3 separate regions of the Homo sapiens genome follow, and all the other regions are linked to region 2. A link is a contact called in ENCODE Hi-C or POLR2A ChIA-PET data. All regions are on one chromosome and are shown on one strand. The core of a region is the stretch at or near the end of the contact, and the rest is flanking DNA. Distances in the headings are between cores, read along the strand shown. Region 1 holds the start of USP15 (ubiquitin specific peptidase 15). Region 2 has its middle 340 kb from the start of LINC02403. Region 3 overlaps MON2 (MON2 regulator of endosome-to-Golgi trafficking).

Region 1 (2,948 bases), core at 70-2,569, 3.8 Mb before region 2:
GATAAGAGGATAACTAAAATTTGATATCTCATAAATATGAAATTCTTAAGATATTAAAACGAATCAAGATAAAATCCTTATAATAAAATTACTGTCCATTTTACAGCATGAAGATAATGAGGTGCAATGATTTAAATTAACTCTCCTCAAAGCCATACTGCAAGTTGAGTGGTGAAACTGTGACATAACTCAGGTCTAAATCTTACTGTTCCTTTCACTATGCCATACTGAAACACTCTATGAATTATATACTACTGTTATGGTAACAGTGGAAAGTGAAAATATGTTTTATTATAATGAAGAGGCACATTATGCTTCCCAAAAAATAAGGAATTTTAAATTATGTTACATATTCACATATTTAAGTTATTGTAGATGCCACTTGATATGGTCGACAAGTGTGAAAATGTCCACATACATCCTTCAGTATTTTAAATGTATAACCTTTGGTATTTTACAAGTTTGAATATTAGCAGTTAGTTAAGCCTCAAGTGGACTTATCTACTTTTTGCAGGCCTACATTATCTTTCAAACAGAAGGGAAGGGCTGCACGTCTAACAGAAACGCTGCCGGCTTCTATCAAGCCACCACTAAAGCACAAGACCACGTGGTCTCTCATAAGCCCAAGGTTCCCTACTCCTCTCCCTCCTTTGACAAGGAACTGGAAACTAGGGTTTCTTTCTCTTATGTGGAGCCCTGACATGCCACCTGTGTAGTACAGACCGCAAACATCCTGCAGCCTGCCTCCCGGAAGACCAAGAATCAGAATAAAAGGGAACTTGGACGCCGACAATTCTAGGAAAGGAAATGAACAGAGAAGTAAAGCCGGTGAGATCGTGATAAGCCGCGGCACCGGGACCTGTCAAAACGGCGTATATAAGACTCAAACCAAACCACTATAACCTATCATTCGGGAAGGCCTGAGGTGGGAGCGGCACTACGGAAGGAAGGAGGACGAAGAGAACCGCACGAGTCAGAACCGCCGCCGCCGCCGCTCCCCGGATACCTTTCAGCATGCCCTGGCAAGCCAAGAACCCTGACCCTCATCTAGAGTCCAACCTTTGCCCCAACATTTCAGAAGCGGCCAAAATCCCGCTGCCCCGGCGGCCGCCGCCGGACCTGCCCGCACCTGTCACTAGCGAAAGAACCAGCTCGCGGCTCCCGCCCACTTCTCCACTATCCTCGGGCAACCGCGGGCATCTCAACCCCTTTCTCTTACCAGGTGTCCCCTTTCCGGAGCGAGGTTTTGAGCAGCGTCGCGATGTCAGACCGCTGGGTGTCCAGATCCGCCGCTCCGCCTTCCGCCATCTTCTTCCACTAGCGGTAGGGGAGGTGGCAGCGACGGCGGCGGCACGCCCCAGAGCATTATGGGAATGGCGTCCCACGGCCCCTCCCAGTCGGCCGGTCGAAACCAAAAGACACCGGGAGCGGGGGTGCTCCTCGGGACAAGAGGAGGCCCCGGGGGCGCACTGGGTGCGCGGCCATGGTCTGCTGCCCCCCATCGGTCCCCGCCCGTCCAGCATCTTGCCTTGGCCTCCTCTGGCCCGGGACTGCCGGGTTTTAGCTTTCCTCGCCGCCGAGGGCTCTGGCTCTCTCTCGCTAGAGGGATGCCACCGCCCTGTCCTCCCGTCCTCAGCGTTGCCTTCCCCTCCCTCTTTCCCACTGACGCCTTGAAAACCCTTATTTGCGCATTCACTCACGCTTGAGGGTGAGGTAGGGTGGGGCGGTGGTGTGGGGGCGTGGGGACGGCTAAGATATGGCAGAAAATGTAGCAGCTCAGTGACTGGGCTTTTCGTTACGAGTGGGAGAACCCAAGCTCGGTGAATATGGGCACACACAAAAAACACTCCGAAACCGAACGCTTGGTCTCCATGCCCTTCCTGGGTTCCTTCCAGCGCTCTTACTCCCGTTGTAGGTGGGGACCCTTTATAGGCTCTTTGTGACGCCTCCCCAGGCACACCCAGACGACTAAGCTGCAGTGAAAAACATGTCCCAGTTCATCGGTGAACAGGGAGTAGAATATGGACAGTATTGAATAATGCCAGATACTAAAGGAAGAAAACGTGCGAGAAACCCTCTTGTTTATACAGGATAGTAACATTTTCTTAGCCCCATCTTCGTATGGTGCCGTACACCTGAAATGAAACTAGATATGTCTTTAATTTGAAGTCAACGATTATGTTACAAAATAGAAAATCGAGTCGCTTAAAAATCAAATGCCAAGGTCACACAGCAGGTGGAGAGGTGAGTGGAGAGGCTGGTTCAAGAGCCCACATGCTATACAGTATAGCACACTCACTGCCTCTCCTTCTGAAAGCCTGAACTAAAATGTAAACTCTTTAAGAGCTGGAACTGGGTTCATCTTTTGTTTTAGCCTTTGTACACCTGGTGGTTAGCACAGTACTGATGGACATGTAAAAATTACCTAAATATTTGTTTAGTAAATGAATTGTGGCAAAATTACTTAAGTATTCCCGAGCATGATGTCCAGGGGTGTGATTTTAACATACCATATTGATGTGAAAAGTCTAAAAGATGGGCCGGAATCCCCACATCATTTCTCGTTTGCCCATTTTAAACCCTAACTCATTTGGTGAGAATGCGATAAAGGTAGGTGTAGTTATGCTAGTAGGAAGTGCTGAATCCAAGTGAAAGTAGTGTATATTGGCATTATGATTTGTGTATATCAGTATTATGATTATGATTGCTTATTTCTGCGTAATAATACTATTTTGCATTATCATGCCAACCTTGAATTGAGAGTTTTAAAACAACTTTCAGTGACTGCTATTTCTGGCTTTTCTCCTGACAGGTTAAAAGATTAAGAGTTTCTCTAACCACGGCTACCCTCTAAAAGTCACATTTTCCCCCTTTTTCCAGTCACTCTCTGAAAGAGAACAAAGTAATTTTCTGAAGGGAAGCTGCAGAATATGGAAAACATATATTGG
Region 2 (2,958 bases), core at 68-2,567:
TTTCACCCTTTTTGTGCTGGTTTTTCCTCATCTTCGTGGTTTTATCTACCTTTGGTTTTTCATGTTAGTGACCTTCAGATGGGGTTTCCGTGTGGACGTCCTTTTTCTTTATGTTTATGCTATTCCTTTCTATTTGTTAATTTTCCTTCTAACAGGCCCCTCTGATACAGGTCTGCTGGAGTTTGCTGGAGGTCCACTCCAGACCCTGTTTGCCTGGGTATCACTAGCAGAGGCTGCCAAACAGCAAAGATTGCTGCCTGTTCCTTCCTCTGGAAGCTTCGTCCCCCAGAGGGGCACCCACAAGATGCCAGCTGGAGCTCTCCTGTATGAGATGTCTGTCGACCCCTGCTGGGAGATGTCTCCCAGTCAGGAGGCATGGGGGTCAGGGACCCACTTGAGGAGGCAGTCTGTCCCTTAGCAGAGCTCAAGGGCTGTGCTGAGAGATCCTCTGCTTTCTTTAGAGCCAATGGGCAGGAATGTTTAAGTCTGCTGAAGCTGTGCCCACAGCCGCCCCTTTCCCCAGGTGTTCTGTCCCAGGGAGATGGGAGTTTTATCTATAAGCCCCTGACTGGGGCTGCTGCCTTTCTTTCAGAGATGCCCTGCCCAGAGAGGAGGAATCTAGAGAGGCAGTGTGGCTACAGAGGCTTTGTGGAGCTGCGGTGGGCTCCGCCCAGTTCGAACTTCCTGGCAGCTTTGTTTACACTCAGTTGGAAATGCAGAAATCACAGGCCTTCTGTGTTGATTTCACTGGGAACTGCAGACCAGAGCTGTTCCTATTCAGCCATACAGAGTCTCCCTCTTGGCAGCTCTTCAGAATAGAAGCCATGTCTCAGGCAGCAATGTGGCCAGATAGAAAGTTGGTGTTTCCTGTGCAAAAGAGTTAATCTTTGCAAGTGTGGTTCTGAGAAGTTGGTGGGAGACCCTATCTCTGCCAGTCATGGCAAAATACAGTCTGGGCAGGTTTCCAAGTTCAGCTGACATTCCTAAGCCAATGAGAAGTGTCCAAGATGGTTTCCAGCTTTCTCTCCAAGGGTAAGAGTTGAATGTGTTGACTGACCTTTACCAGCACGAACACATTTGCCATTTGACTCTGAGGAATAAATGGGTGACCTGACTGTGGGCACAGAGCTGAAGGCTGATTCTCCAGAAAACTCACCATCAGTTTGCTCAGCAACGCTGCTGACTCGGAACACATTTTGTTTTTTCTTTTTGAAACTGCACCATGCATTCTTGAAAGCATGACTCAACCTTACCAGCAGTCTCAGTGAGCTTGAAATGGCCTCAACTAGAGGATTTATAGCCTTTGCAAACACAGGGCACATTTCTTTGTTTCCTTTCAGAAACTGAGAAGTGATTCATTTTCAGTAAACAAAGAGAGGATTACCAACACATTTACTAGTCTGAAATTCAGCTTCCATTGAATGCAATTCCTTTAGTTCCTAGTAAAGGCATTGTGCATTTCAAACAGCTATCTTTCTTCTTTAATCCACTTTCTTTCTTCCTAGTGTGGAAAAGATATATAATTTAGCCCTCACTCAAATACAAATAAGATGAGTTTCAAAGGCCATTCAGGCCCTAATGTGTGTCCTTTGCAAGAACAAGAAACTGTGATTCTGAAGAATTTAAATACAGATACTGTTGGCAGCCAGAGATGTTTTCTGCTGTTGGAATGCAAAAGAAAATATTACTTTATAGCTGCACTGTGCCACTCCTGACATTGATGGGTCTTGTATTCACCAGAGGAGGGAAAATTAAAATATCTTACCTGTCTACACAGTATCCTTGGTGGTTACACAACAATAAAATATTCAGCAGTCTGATACCTTTACTGTTAAAACTGAAATACCAAATTGAAACTGGTTGAGAATGTGTGCAGTCTATTGTGTTCCTACTTTCTTTAGATTAGCTTTCTATCACAATAACTGCATTCAGTAGGGCTCATATTGTCTCAATTATAAAGTCAACTCCAGACATTAGCACTAGATTGCTTCAGCGAATCTCAAATATTTTTAACTGTTGACAAAAGTTTCAGTTTCATTATGCCAAGTTCCAGAGTAAAACTATGGTAATGTAATCACTTCTCAGACTTTCATTATTTGCATGTTCCCAGAAAATCATTATAACTTTCTAGAATTATCCTGAATGGTTCAAAGTAAGCAGTTTTCAAGTCAGTAGGAATTGCAGAGGCAGCTGATAGTCACTTATCCATTTGTTTATTAGAAATATGTCACAGCCAATTTTTGACATGAATCTTCTCATTTTCAGAAGAATGTTAGAAATAGCTCAGCTAATGTACCATAAAAGTTCAAATTTTGATAATGAAACTAAAAGCCATATTAACAAATGAACCCACTGCTTTATGCACCAGAAAGTGAGAATTTTATGTTCCCATTTTTTCCCTTGTATGGTATCCACAAATTTTCTTGACAGAAACTCAGCATCAATTCAGAAAAATTCTTTTTGACTGAATATTTTTAGTCATATGTTCCCTATTTAAGGTGTAGGACAGGAAAAAGGATTTTCTCTTTACTTTCATAGTTTTTAGTTGAATGGGCCCTTATAACAAAAGACAGATTGATAAGAAAAGAACACACAATTTTATTAACATGTAACCTCATGTATACATGGGAGCTATCTAGAGAAATCACTAAATCTCAAAGAGATGGTTTAGACTTGGGTTTACAGACAATCTACCACTGAAAGAAAGAAAGAATGGTATGGGAAAAGCATAGTAAATAAGAGAAAAGTTTGTTATGCAGATTTAAGTGGGTGCCTTCTCCATTGATAAGAGTCTTAAATGATTTATAATCATACATCTCTTCTTGGCTAGGGGTTGGGGGGCAGGGAGAGAGAGAGAGAGAGAGAGAGAGAGACAGACAGACAGAGAGATAGCTTTACAAATTGAGATTTTTTGTATAGATGTTAATTTCCCTCGCAAAAAGGGTAGCTTTAACTCTG
Region 3 (2,809 bases), core at 219-2,718, 4.1 Mb before region 2:
GATTTTAAAATGTGGAAAGTATTTTGTTTAATTATTTCTAACATATAAATAAATACAACTGTTCCTGTGCTTTCCAAGTATAACAGAAAGTGATATTTTTAGTAGTATAGAAAGAAATGTTCTTGAATGTTAATATTCAAAAGTACCGTTTTATTCATTTAATCAATGAACAAATAAAAATTTAAATTTTCAAGATAAGGAGAATCATTACCTTTAGAAAGAAATGATTAGCTCCTTACTTTCCATCCCAATGAAAGCAAAGGAAACTGAGACAAACATTCTTTAATTTAAATCTTATATTACCCCAATCATAAATTGTAATTACAAGTATTATCATGACATTTTATATAACCTATAAAACTGTATTATATTATTTTATAAAAATATTTTTAAAATGTTCAGTATATAAGAGAAATGAACACAACTTAAAATCATATGACATATTTAGACATATCACAAGCCAAATCATGTCCTTTTTACTCCTTCGACAAATAACGATAAGTGGTAAAAACCCAACAGAGTATGGTTACCATACAATCTGAGTGTTAGTTCTACTAGTAAAACACTAAGATCATAATGGATGTACATCTTATATAACTAATGTATCATATCTAAAACAGAAAGGTAGAATATCACACCTTATTATTTCCATAGGCCATATCCATTGCTTCTAGAGACAAGGAGCAAAGTGCATTTATTAAATGATGCAGTGATACATCATCAAGATACCTAAAAAGGAAATGAAGAAATAAGACATCTTGATCTAAAATATATAACAAATAACAATGTTTTTATCAATTAAAAAAACTGACTCTTACTGTGAGCTTTCAAACAATCTTGAAAGTATATTGGAAATCACTGGTAAATCTGTCATCACTGCTGTTGTTAGAACCTGAGAAGAATAAAATTAAATGTAATATATGACACTTTGGGATGCACTAATTGGGTAAGAAAGACTAGAGCTTACTGTACTGGGTCCTTCTACAGCTCTCCCAGGTTTCAAGGCACCGCCACTACTAGGCTTTAATCCCAGAATCCACACAAGATGCTGTAAAATTAAAAAAAAATCAAAACAAATAACTTTACAAAAGTATAAAAGGTCCAATAACTAAAATTAAAATCAGTAGTAACTTCTAGCAACCAAAATTAAAATCAGTAGTAGGTTTTTAAAACCTAAAACTAAAATCACTAATTAACATTCATATAAAATAATTAATGATATCGAACATATGCAGCAGAGCTTAGGCCATTATGAGAAGCATTCCACCACTTCCTACAATATGAGTCACATCTTTTTCCCTTTCTAACTTCTCTTTTTTCATACTTACTATCTATTTTTTAGGCCTGTCCAAAACATCAAAATACATTGCTTAGTCTAACTGTTAGCAATTATATATAAAAACAACACTAATCTCTGACCTAGACACTTTTACATACCTGAAGAGTTGCCAAGACAAGTTGCCATGATGTTCCAAGAACAGCCCCATGGCAATGCGCCAAGTTAAGTAAAGTCCTCATACACTGGATATTTTTGGAAGTCAGCTATATTTTAAAAAGGATACATTTTCAATAATTGTTATGTATTCTTAAAAATTAAAAGCTTATAAAGTAGCATTAATGTGTTAAAAGATTTTTTTAAAGAAAAAATTAAGAAAAAGATTTGGAAGGTTTTATAAGGAACAATTCATTTGATTAAAAGTTGTATTATCATATTGGTTACAGTAATGTCAACTGCATAAACTAGTTTCTTCTAGTTTAAGAAAGTAGTTCTAGTAAAAGAAAGTAAATAAATGTATGACACATTTTGGCAAACACAAAGATAGGTACAACAAGTTTCCTTGATAGCTAATTGATAACCAAGAAAAATACAAGTACATTACCATTACTGTCCCTTGAGGCTGGACTGCTAAAGGTTGACCCACTGCCACAACTTGTTGGTGAGATTCACTTGATGGACTTATCATCATAACACTTTGGCCCTGAACGGAATATGCTAGAACACAAAGGAAAGCCTAAATAATTAAAATATATTTTTATATTGCATTTAAAGTAATGTTATATTTAAAGTTTGATTAAACCAAGTTTAGCCATACACTTATTTAAATATCAGTAATACCTAATATCTGTATCAAAACATTTAAAAAACTCATGAGGGGCTGGGCACAGTGGCTCACACCTGTAATCCCAGCCATTTTGGGAGGCTGAGGCAGGCAGATCATTTGAGGTCAGGAGTTCAAGGCCAGCCTGGCCAACATGGTGAAGTCCTGACTCTTCTAAAAATACAAAAATTAGCCAGGTATGTCGATGCACTTCTGTAGTCTCAGCTACTCAGGAGGCTGAGGCAGGAGAATTGCTTGAATTCAGGAGGCGGTGGTTGCAGTGAGCCAAGATCTGGGTCACTGCACTCTAGGCTGAGCGACAGAGTGACTCTGTCTCAAAAAAAAAAAAACAAAAAAACACAAAAACTTCATGAGGTACAAAAACCAAGACAAGTTAAGCAAATATTAAGTAATTTTCTATACAACATAAAATTATATAACTTTGGTAGATTTCTTCATAAGCAATACAGAACTCGAACACATTCTAAGTATTTTAAACATGTATCCCTGGTATGTTTTTTAATTTAGAGAGCAATACATTTTCAGTTTGAAAACTGAGTATTAGCATGTAATAACAACTACTTGGGAGGCTGAGGCCGGACTGCTTTAGCCCAGTTCAAGATCAGCCTGGGCAATATAGCGAGATCCTGTCTCATTAAAAAAGTATAAACAAAAAAACCCTAAATATTACACTGAAATTTATATTACAT

What was found. Hi-C counts contacts between places; a loop is a spot of excess contacts on that map. ChIA-PET counts read pairs that join two places held with the same protein, here RNA polymerase II (POLR2A). Pooled maps may share reads with other maps.
Region 1: a pooled map shows a loop between it and region 2 (13-fold over the local background). The contact joins the promoter of USP15 here to the enhancer-like site in region 2. A Hi-C loop is called at or near these places in 2 of 37 single-sample maps with no recorded cell type and 7 of 50 pooled maps.
Region 3: a loop to region 2 is called in a map of lower leg skin, with 16 times the contacts of the local background. The contact joins two enhancer-like sites. A Hi-C loop is called at or near these places in 1 of 168 maps with a recorded cell type or tissue (lower leg skin). POLR2A ChIA-PET finds 5 or more read pairs at or near these places in 1 of 52 experiments (activated CD4-positive, alpha-beta T cell).

What each region holds. Positions count from the first base shown.
Region 1 is chr12:62,258,775-62,261,722 of GRCh38, reverse strand. It overlaps USP15 (ubiquitin specific peptidase 15), which reads right to left and starts at 1,319. Exons shown (of 22, transcript NM_001252078.2): 1 at 1,220-1,319. The coding sequence starts at 1,308. It overlaps MIR6125 (microRNA 6125), which reads right to left and starts at 1,364; the gene lies at 1,269-1,364. It also overlaps a transcript of TAFA2 not described here. RefSeq lists enhancers at 1-90, 814-863, 1,084-1,443, 1,994-2,063 and silencers at 1,484-1,593, 1,674-1,733.
Region 2 is chr12:58,423,975-58,426,932 of GRCh38, reverse strand. No RefSeq gene overlaps it. Among named protein-coding and RNA genes, the nearest start is that of LINC02403, 340 kb to the right of the region's middle. RefSeq lists enhancers at 520-639, 820-899, 904-1,851. Within about 2 kb of position 1,317, at least 15 of the 41 ENCODE cell types and tissues checked have a DNase peak (open chromatin) inside an H3K27ac peak, as active enhancers do.
Region 3 is chr12:62,536,335-62,539,143 of GRCh38, reverse strand. It overlaps MON2 (MON2 regulator of endosome-to-Golgi trafficking), which reads right to left. Exons shown (of 35, transcript NM_015026.3): 15 at 1,881-1,993; 16 at 1,438-1,542; 17 at 968-1,048; 18 at 819-892; 19 at 639-729. Among named protein-coding and RNA genes, the nearest start is that of MON2-AS1, 53 kb to the right of the region's middle. Within about 2 kb of position 1,468, at least 5 of the 41 ENCODE cell types and tissues checked have a DNase peak (open chromatin) inside an H3K27ac peak, as active enhancers do.